Regions from separate parts of the Homo sapiens genome. Here regions 1 and 3 are each linked to region 2. A link is a contact called in ENCODE Hi-C or POLR2A ChIA-PET data. All regions are on one chromosome and are shown on one strand. Each heading gives the region's core, a stretch centred on a gene start or an enhancer-like site at or near the end of the contact. The rest is flanking DNA. Distances are from core to core; before and after follow the strand shown. Region 1 holds the start of LINC02384 (long intergenic non-protein coding RNA 2384). Region 2 has its middle 52 kb from the start of IFNG-AS1. Region 3 has its middle 27 kb from the start of MDM1.

The links. Hi-C counts contacts between places; a loop is a spot of excess contacts on that map. ChIA-PET counts read pairs that join two places held with the same protein, here RNA polymerase II (POLR2A). Pooled maps may share reads with other maps.
Region 1: a map with no recorded cell type shows a loop between it and region 2 (4-fold over the local background). The contact joins the promoter of LINC02384 here to the enhancer-like site in region 2. A Hi-C loop is called at or near these places in 2 of 37 single-sample maps with no recorded cell type and 1 of 50 pooled maps.
Region 3: a loop to region 2 is called in a map of PC-9, with 24 times the contacts of the local background. The contact joins two enhancer-like sites. A Hi-C loop is called at or near these places in 1 of 168 maps with a recorded cell type or tissue (PC-9) and 6 of 50 pooled maps. POLR2A ChIA-PET finds 5 or more read pairs at or near these places in 1 of 52 experiments (K562).

What each region holds. Positions count from the first base shown.
Region 1 is chr12:68,450,196-68,453,592 of GRCh38, forward strand. LINC02384 (long intergenic non-protein coding RNA 2384) reads right to left here and starts at 1,289. Exons shown (of 4, transcript NR_120458.1): 1 at 1,172-1,289. RefSeq lists enhancers at 1,148-1,477, 1,538-1,677.
Region 2 is chr12:68,040,081-68,043,789 of GRCh38, forward strand. No RefSeq gene overlaps it. Among named protein-coding and RNA genes, the nearest start is that of IFNG-AS1, 52 kb to the left of the region's middle. RefSeq lists an enhancer at 2,127-2,376. Within about 2 kb of position 2,396, at least 4 of the 41 ENCODE cell types and tissues checked have a DNase peak (open chromatin) inside an H3K27ac peak, as active enhancers do.
Region 3 is chr12:68,357,349-68,360,831 of GRCh38, forward strand. No RefSeq gene overlaps it. Among named protein-coding and RNA genes, the nearest start is that of MDM1, 27 kb to the left of the region's middle. RefSeq lists an enhancer at 916-1,427. Within about 2 kb of position 1,648, at least 13 of the 41 ENCODE cell types and tissues checked have a DNase peak (open chromatin) inside an H3K27ac peak, as active enhancers do.

The DNA of each region.
Region 1 (3,397 bases), core at 39-2,538, 410 kb after region 2:
ACTGGCTTCCTCGTTCCTCAGCTTGCAGACAGCCTGGTATGGGACCTCATGATCGTATAAGTTAATACTACTTAACAAACTCATATATATATATATATATATATATATATATATATATATATGAATGTGTTTTATATATATATATATGAATGTGTTTTATATATATATATGAATGTGTTTTTTATATATATATATATATCCTATTACATATCCTTAACAAACTCATATATATATATATATATATATATATATATATATATGAGTTTGTTTTATATATATATATCCTATTAGTTCTGTCCCTCTAGAGAACCCTGACTAACACAGGCACTGATCCATGACTTAATCACTTCCCAAAAGGACTCACCTCTTCATACTATCACATTGGGTATTAGTTCCAACATATGAATTTGAGGGGGACACTAACATTTAGACAATAGCAGGTGGTAAAAAAGACACATTGTCCTCACCTTATGGAGGTTCCCTAAGGGTGGAAGGGATGGAAGATATACAAGGATTAAACAGTTCAAGCTACAGGACAAGGGTTGTCTTAAGAAAGATGGCTTGACTGAGAGAAAGCAAATTGGTGTTCTTCAGTCTTTTCATGGGTGCTAGATACTTCCTTGTTGCCATTTCTGCATTGCCAGAGCCACACACACACACACACAGAACACAATAGACTTTGTACAGCTTCCAGTGCAAAATTAGAAACCAGAGCTCAATATCTAGTTGACAGTGACAATATGGTTATTAGAAAAGCCTAAGTATGACATGTCTTGAATAATCAATGATTGAATCATGTGCCTTTAAGCTTAGCTTATGCCAAATGCCTCCAGGAAAGGTTATTTAAAAAAAAAAAAACTCAGAATGTGCTCACTGGCTTACAGTGATTGAGTTATGCTGTGGGCCATGGTAACTTCTCTGCAGTGCTCAAAATAGATGAAGGGCAGATCAGTCACCCTGGGGAATTTTATCTGCCTCATTTATGCATCCAGAGATGCTGCTTACATAAAGCCGAAATAAGCACAACCAAAAGGCACCAAGGAAGACGAATAAAAGGTGACGATTCAAATAGAAACCAAGAAAACAAGAAAGCAATCAACAGCAAAGATCAGGACCAGTCCCTGTTGTAAAGATCTGAGTAAGAATTCGGCCTGTGAAGATGGTACAGTACCTTTAACTTTCTGATATCTTCTAAGAGGCAGATTTAGAAACCTCTTCCTGGAGAAAGCCACAGCCTCCAGCTGTTCTTGTTCTACACATTCAGGCATGGACCCTTGCCACAGCCTCTCAAGGATTCACACTTCACACTGGCAGAGCACTCTCTCACTCCTCCTGGAGATACTGGCTCCTTCTTGACCTGCAGGCAGAGCACCAGAACCATGTAAAAATGTGACTCAGGCAACTCACAGATAAGCAAAGACCTCCAGGCAGAGCACCAGAAAGTCAATCAAGAACCATGCAAAAATGTGACTCAAGCAACTCAGAGTTAGGCAAAGAAACTGAAAGTTTCAAGAGTTCCCCTTGGCCAAGTTTACACCAAAACATTTTTATTATGCGAGTAGTTTTTAAAGGAAATCATTCATCATAAGTTTGCAGAAAAGGTCTGCTCCTTGTCTCCAGTTGCCTTGGAGATCGTCAAGGGGTGGCTGGAGGTGAATCTAAGAGACTGGAAATTCAGTTCATGGTCAAATCCATCAGTGTTTTAAAACATTCTAAAAAACCCAACAGCACCATCTGTAAGGACTGCATCATTTGCGAAATTTCTTGCTAAATCAGCTGGCCAAATGCAAAGCCAATTGCTTTGGCTTCCGTACAACACCATGCTGCAGCCAGGAAGTATTTTAAGTGGATAATGAGTAGTCTCTTCTCTCAATGAATACGTTCAAATAACATCGACTGCCTGTAATATGCAAAGTTCCTAGTCAAGGCTGCCTTAGGAATTCCTGCCCCTTAACTTAACGCTTTAATCTTTATCAGGGAAAATATCCCTCTTCTCTAGTGATGTTTAAGAAATCAATTCCCTGGCAATGGCCCAATACACTTTCCAGCTCATACACAGACATGTAAAACTGCACACACAGAGAAACACCCAAATGCACACCATTCGTACTAGTTCTGAGATATGCAAGGCTTACACCCTGCATCCAAGAATGGCTGCCAAGTTTTTCCTTTATTTAGTTATAATACCTCCTCTAAAATTATTTGGGGACCCAAAATGGCCTTTTTGTGTGAGGAAACACACATAAGAAATACCTCTCTGCCTTTTTCCCTTGAAAAATATAGTTATCTATGGAAAATCTGTGTGCTCTCTCTCTTTGTCTCTCAGATAAAAGTGGCAAAGCAGATGGAAGCTCCTTCTGTGAAGAAATCAAATTCTATACTCCTTATATCCAACCTCCATTACTCTATTTTTGTCATTTAAGTTATATAGTAGATATGTAATAAATGCTTCATTATTTCACTTATTAAGTTGGCTTCTCCCTCAAGGTACTTTAGAACTTTGGTACCCAACAGCAGCTCTGGGATCATGAGCTTATCAGAAATGCAGACACTCTGGTCCCATCCTAGCCCCCCCTCGAATCAGAATCTGCATTTTAACAAGATTTCTAGGAGATGTGTAAGCACATTAAGGTTTGAGAAGCACTGTTTTGGGACACACCTTGATTCTCTTTTTTTTTTTTTTTTTTTTAGTTTTGGTTTCTTTTTTTAGACTTAGGGAATACAAGTACAGTTTTGTTACATGGATATATTGTGTAGTGGTGAAGTCTGGGCTCTTTGTGTACCCATCACCCAAATACTGTACATTGCACCCAACAGGTAATTTCTCATCCCTCATCCCCACTCCCACCCCACCCTCTTATCTTTTGGAGTTTCCAATATCTATTATTCCACTCTGTATGTTCATTACACCTTGATTTTTACACTGTTACTGTTAGTCTAGTAAGTTCTCTCACTCCGCAAAGATCATGTCTTGCCATGGGGGACACTTTTCTAGAGGATAGTAATTATGAGCTGATGCTTTTGGGCACTAACCATGTGCCAGGAGTGGAGAGGGCACATAGTTAACATGAGAAAGATTTACTCAGTTAGTAAAAGGTGGAGGCAAGTTGGAACTCAATCTGGCATCTGGGTCCATGTTTTCCAGGTGCTGCTTCCCTTATTGGGCCCCTGCAGGGTGCAGAACGGTCCTACTTTCTGCAAGGTGTTTGACGTCCCTGTCTACCACACACTATAACTGCATGATACCTTCAGAATCCTGACAACCTAAGGACTGCCCCCACATTTCCAGACACCCATGTGAGTGGTGCTGATCACACTAAGAACCACAGTGTCTTGTGTTCATGCAGTAATTTTGAGAAATTAGTTTCCTGTGATTTGTTTCTTTCTTCCAGTGTTT
Region 2 (3,709 bases), core at 1,146-3,645:
TTTTTTTCTGTATAGAGAAGAGGTGATGAGAGAAAGTATTCTTTAGTTTATTCATTCACAATTTTTTAAAAAGGTCACTCTGGTTACCGCATGGAGAGCAGAACTGGTGGGGAATCTGTTCATGCCTGGGGAGGCCATTTAGGCACCTGCTGCCGTCATCAAGGCAAAAGATAAATACCTAAGTTTAAAAGCAAATTTATTTTTACAAGGTATAGATGTAAACAAGTCTCATATGCATGCCCAATAGATCTACTTTGTCCTACCAAAGGAGAAGGAGGATAATGCAGATATAAACTCTAGAACAAGACTGCCTTGGTTCAAATTCCAGCTTTGTCATTGTAGGACCTTGCCTAGACAAATTACTTAATTTTTTAATCTCTGTTGTCTCATCTTTAAAAGGAGGCTAATAGTAGTATCTGCCTTATAGGATTGTCAAGAATAAAGGAGTAAGTATATATGAAGTGTTTAGAATAGTTCCTTCCAGTCAATCAATGGTAACTTTTTTTTTTTCCCCCAAGCATAAAGGATCTAAATGGGGCAATGTGGCTAATGGCCCCTAGAGGGCAGCAGAGGAATAAGAACAGAGTGGACGACAGGTTCAGAGAAAGATGTCCTGTCTGATGGAAAAACGGGGAGAAGGGCACTGTGAATCATACAAAATGGAGACTGAGCTCAGGGCCATTTATAGCCTGCTTTGGGGACGTTTTCTAATAGTTCAAATCACTTTGTAGACAAAAATCAAGGACTGGAATAAGTGTAGTAATGAGAAGGATCCAGTCATGCATCTGAGAGCATACGTCCAATAAACCTCACTCAAAAGCTAGCAAGAAAATCTTGACTGTTGGCAGGAAGCATAGCTGATACTGAGGGCTGGGGCCTGGGTGCCTTTCCACTTGGCCCTTTCCATGCGACCTGGGCTTCCTCACAGCATGGTAGCTGGGTTACAGCATGAGTGTCCCAGTGAAATCAGGCAGCAGTGGGATCACGTTTTAATGACTCAGAAAAGACATGTATCACTTCTGCCATATTTTAATAGTTAAAAGTCTAACAAAAGCCCTCTTAGTTCCAAGGGGATAGGACACAGACTCCAACTCTTGATGAGGGAGTAGCAAGTTTCTGGAAAACTATATTAACAGGAAATACTGTAGTCATTTCCATAAAATACAATCGGTCACAAAGTGCTTTCCTAGAAGTTCATACTGGATTCTTTCTGCCTCATTTTCACATACAAAGCATCAGCAAATCCTGACAGACTGGGCTGCAAAATACATCCCAAACCTGATCTGATCTCACCATCTCCACTGCTCCCACCCTCGTCCAACCCAACATGTTTCTCTACCTGGATCACAGCAAAGTCTACTGAGAGGTTCCTCATCTCCAATTTAAAACCCCATAATCTACTATTTATAGGGCAGCCAGTGAGAACTTTGAAAAAATGTAAGTCTAAGCCTATCATCACTGCTCATCTTAGAACTATCCAATGGCTTTCAATTATGCTTAGAATAAAAGCTAAACTCCTAATGGTGGCCCACAAGAACCTCCATATTTTGGCCCTATTTATCTGTCTCATTTCATCTTCAGGCTTCTTTCCACCACACTCTGACCTTCTTCCTCTCACTTTAGCTCCTGGGTATGTTTTCAACTCAGGCACCTCTGATCCCAAATCTCTTCATATTACACTGTTCCATGATTCAAATCTGCTTGAACCTTCCCAGACCACTCAATATAAATGAGCATCAGTCCCATCACCGTCTATTCCTTAACCCTCCTTTATTTTCCTTAATGTACTTATCACTGTCTGAACTTACACTGTGTATGCATTTGAGTCCTTGTTCATAGTCTGCGTCTCCCTCTAGAATATTAACACTTTATGGGCAGGGCTTTGTTTACTGCTTTATTAACAGTGCTTAGGTCCACTCAATAGTTAAGTTGAATATTGAATAAAGAATAAAAGAAGAAACAAAACAAACAGTATAGCCTTTCAAATCAGTGGTGGTGTAAACGAAGATCTATTATCACTGTCATGAAAACATGTTTGTGTTCTTTACTAGATCTGGGCTATCCTTTCTTAGTGTCCTGTGGTTTCATGGACTAGTTTAGGAATGGTTGGTTGTTTCTAATGTGTAGCACTTAAGAAACTTTCAGCTTGAGCCTAAGTGTTTCCAGTGCTGAGGTTCAGTCATGTCTGGGCATGTTTGGTGAGGTGGTGGTGACAGGCCTCAAATAATTCAATTCTAATGAAATATTTGGCTTTAAGTGGATGAGGAGGAAAGGTACTGTGGCTTTGGCGTGGGTGTAGTTGGGGGTAGGTATAGAGGAGAGGAAGAGAACCCGAGGACAGCGATGTTCAAGTGAACATGTTATCACTCGTCTGGGCTTCTCAACACAATTGAACACACTTCCTATATTTGGAGAATTCCCCACCTCCTCTGCAGCCAGTACACTGGTCTGTGACACAGACCCAGACAATCACGTGCACCTCAGCAAGTTTTCTAATCACAAGCATGTATTGCAAAGAAACAAGTGCCACCTAGAGCCCACTCTGGTGAGAATGGCAGCTGGTGAATTCAGTTACTAGAGGGAGGGATGGCTAAGGTCACACCACGAGCTAGTACCAGCAGGAGTCTGTGCCTGGTGGAGTCAGCAGTTATTCCCACCTGGTCTGTTCTTTACTGTGACTCTGAGAATTGGTGCTGGCTGGGAAGCCTCCCAGCCTGCTTTCCGGCCTCCTGGGAAATCTTATATTCTTTAATAAATTCCTTTTCTGCTACTACTAGATTTTAATTGGTGACAACTGAGAACTCTGACAGAAAAAGATGGGGTGTTTAATTCCAGTCTACTTCACTGATTAGGCCTGACACCTAGGGAGAAAAGATGTAGAAGCCAAAATGTCAGGAATTATTTTAATAAGCAATTTTGTAAGACTTGGAGTTTGAACAGCGGTACTTTGCTCCCCAGGCAACAAAGTTCTGCATCAAGCTGGAAAATGAACACTTGCCCACTTTTCCCTGAAATACAGCAGGGTCCTGGCTCCATGGAAGCTCTGGTGAAATCGTCTTCAAACATCTTTTAGAAGGCTGAATACTTTTCCATTGAGATACACAGGACCCTTTATAAAACAGATGAAAATGGACTGCTTTGGTCAACGTGACACTTGGAGCCCCTAAAGCCAGGATGGCCTCATAAACCCCTCAGTGGTGAGGCTCAGTGGCAGTGCCTGGCTGCAGGCTCCCCAAGTCTGTGACACCCAGCAGGAGAGGGACAATCTCCTGAGACGACACCTGAGAGATGCATGCCAGGAAGGTAGCAGGTGCCATATGAGCAGATTTATCTCTGAGCATATGCCCTGATGGCTCCAAAAAGGCTGGTGGGGAGGCAACTTTGCAAGGACTTTGGGCTTTGTTTCAGGAATGAAGACAATTAACCACAGGATTTGAATATTCTGTAATTAATGTATTTTCTAACATAATCTAGTGAAGCCTGGGGAATTTTTAGTTGCATACCTCTTTACTCAACTATGTCTTAGCAGTGGTACATTATGCATATTCAAGTCATTGAAGTTGCCTAAACTTTAGTAAACTTGCTTATTCATTCTGTTGCTCATTAATTTCTCCCAGCCTTGTGGGAGAGCAACTAAAGTTAATCATCACTACCTCTCCACCTGGCTCTCCAAGGGTTGTCAGTGCCTATCCCCCACCCTTCATTCATC
Region 3 (3,483 bases), core at 398-2,897, 320 kb after region 2:
TCTCTGATCTTAGTTTTCTCCATCTGTAAAGTAAAATTATATTTGTATGTATTTCCCAGGGTTGCTGTGAGGATAAAATTGGATAATGTATATAGAGCATTTAGCAAGAGTTATTCCTGAGGCTATGAAAACGCAGGCTTCCCTATCTAGGTAGCTCTCCTTCCACTTTCTCATACCCTATTTTGCAATCCCCAACTTGACTCTAAAGCCTTTTAACACTAATCTCCTTTCAAGGGTCTCTCTCTGTTCCCATCTTGAAGACAAAGAGCAAGAATGCTCAGAAAAGCTATGTTCACATTCAGTATCTATTGGGACCTCAGGAAGTGGCTGAGGGACTATAAATCCAGAGAACAAAATTTTACTGTGTTTCCTCCTTCCAAACCATGTGATCTTGGGTAAGCTGCTTCTCAGATCCTCAAGTTTCTTCTGTAAAATGGCATCACAATGCCTACCTCATAGAAAATTTTTTTTTGAGACAAGTTTCGCTCGTTGCCTAGGCTGCAGTGCAATGGCACAATTTCAGCTCACTGCAACCTCTGTCTCCCAGGTTCAAGTGATTCTCCTGCCTCAGCCTCCCAAGTAGCTGGGATTACAGGCATGCACCAACACACCTGGCTAATTTTGTATTTTTAGTAGAGACGGGGGTTTTTCCATGTTAGTCAGGCTGGTCTTGAACTCCCAACCTCAGGTGATCTGCCTGCCTTGGCCTCCCAAAGTGCTGGGATTACAGGCATGAGCCACTGCTCCCGGCCTTTACAGAGATCTTATGAAAGTTAAAAGTACTTATGAATGTAAAAATGGCTTATACAGGAGCATAACACACAATCAATGTTCAATAAAGTGTGACCTGAACGTGACTGTGAATTAAAAATATTTCCTATCATTCTCACTTTCCTAGAATTTAACAGTAATGAAGTAAATTCTGGTATATCCTGTGATGCAGTTACTAAAATCCTAGAGTAGAACATTATTAACATGGGGAAAATGCTCATGATCTATTACTAAGTGAATAGTATTTTATATTATTTTTGTTTTTTAAAAAACACTCAACACATACACACACACACACAGACACAAAAAGGGTTTTTACCAAACTTTTCTGTACTAAGCATTTATCCTTTTCTATTTAGGGACAGAAAGTTAAAATAGAAATTTTAAAAGGAGCTATGGCAAAAAAAAAAAAAAAAGTATTGTATGGTGGGTCCATCAAGCATGACAATGGAAGGAAGGCACTAAAAGCAGTGGGGAGTGTGGAGAGGGTAAGGAGAAGCCAAGAGTGGGGGAAGGGAGAGGGAGAAAACAGGTCAGAGTGAGGACGAGGTAAGTCAGGGCTCAGAGTCAGAGGAGCCTTGTCTTCCATGCGTTTGTTGCTGGGATTGCCAAAATGCCTGCGGAGATACAGGGTCGCGTCTCAGCCATGCAGGCCACAAACATTCAAAGTTCACTGGGGGAACTGGGAGCCGGAGGAATTCTGAGCCCAGGGGGCTTTAGATGCCCTGATTTTTCTGTCTCAGATCCACAGAAAGGGTGATTTACTTGCCTGCTTACGCAAAAGCTAACAGATGACCTAGATGGCCTCCCATGTGGCTTTCAAGTCTAGGAGACTGATTTACTAGGGTTTTGATTTATTCTCCTCCAATGAGCAAGAAACCAAAAGCTATCACCGCTAGGTGGCATGCCCCAAATACTATTAAACTTTGAAACTGGCAGAAAAGTTGGTATCTCAGGGAATCACACACACTCTATAAGTCAAAAGCACTGCTAGAGGCAACAAGATGATCATAGAAGATTTTCAGTTTCTCACTGTTAAAAACAAAAATCATCAAGCAAAACCACTGTAACAATAACAAACACTCCTTTCCCAAATAATATATTAAATGCGTTTCTCATGGACACATCCTGGAATCCCCCTGGGAAACATGGCCCCCATACCCCTATCAGTGCCTATAACAATCTCCTCCTTTCCCAACCAAAATAAACAAGTGTCCCCTATCATATGCCAAAAGCAGAAGTAGGTCTCTGATGTCATCAAAGAATAATGTACAACCACAGATACAAGATTTGCATGAGCTGAAGTAGGACAAGAAATTCCCCACACAGGATCTATTATGGTCGAGAAAGGACAAGAATGGGACCCAGGCCAGAAAGAATATACTTCTTTTGACCTAATAATCTTCTCTTTCTAAATATCACTGCCACTGTCAGGATCTCTATATTAAGCTAGAGCTGTTAGTCATTTACACCTTAATGTGGATTACTTTTCTCTGCTGTCTTTTCTCCGGAACGTTACATGTCATTGGTTATTCTACAAGAATAAAATTTTAGTTGAATGGCTAAAAAGAGGAATGATTTTAGAGCACATGAAAGGAGTACCCAGAAAGGACAGGACAGGGTAGGGCCTTGAACTTGAGGACTCTGCATATGGCTGCAGAGGGTCACCAAGCTCTTGGCATTTTTGAATGAGGAGAGGAGAGTGTAGATGGAGAAATAATTAAAGGGAAGTGCTGAAAGAAAGGGATGTGGCAAGACACATTTTGCATAATTCATAGATTTGCCTAGGACTATCTGGATGCCTAGTGATGAAATGTGAAGAAATACAGACAATTTGGTATTTTCCAACTATGTAACTCTAACAGGAAATTCCCTGTATTGTCCTATATTTAAATAAATTAAATATATGAGATGTGACAATAAATACAAGGGCAGATTTTTTTAAGCAAACACACATGTATAGACACACAAATGAGTTATTATCCCTTTCAAAGTATTCACCCATTTTAATAATGCAAACCATTTTGGAAGCTCCTCTTTTAAAATTGACACATATCTTTTGAAAACCCAGTGCTAACACAACAGCATTCTTTCTGAAAGTGGATTTCATTTGTTGAAAGAGTCAAAAGTTGGCTGGGTGTAGTGGCTCACCCCTTTAATCCCAACACTATGGGAAGTAAAGGCAGGAGATAGCTCGAAGCCAGGAGTTCAAGATCAGCCTTGGCAACATAGCGAGACCCTATCTCCACAAAAAAAAAAAAAAAAAAAAAAAAAAGGCACTGGCCTGGTGCGGTGGCTCACACCTGTAATCCCAGCACTTTGGGAGGCTGAAGTGGAAGGATTGCTTGAAGCCAGAAGTTCAACACCAGCCTGGGCAATACAGTGGGACCCCATCTCAATAAAAAATATAAAATTTTGAAAAAGTCATTTGGAGCTAAATTTGGCAAACAGAAAGGATGATCAATAAGAATGTTCCATTTTTGGTCAAAACTGAAGCACGACTCAGAAGTATGTGCTCTAGTATCACACTGGGCCACAATCCTTCTTCCACCATTTTATTAGCTCTGTGAACATAAGCAAGTTATGAAATCATTATTTGCCTCGGTTCTCTCATCTATAAAATGCAAATGATAATAATACCTACCTGATAATGTTGCTACGAGATTAAATGACATAATGCATACAAAATACTTACATGGTACTGTAAGTATA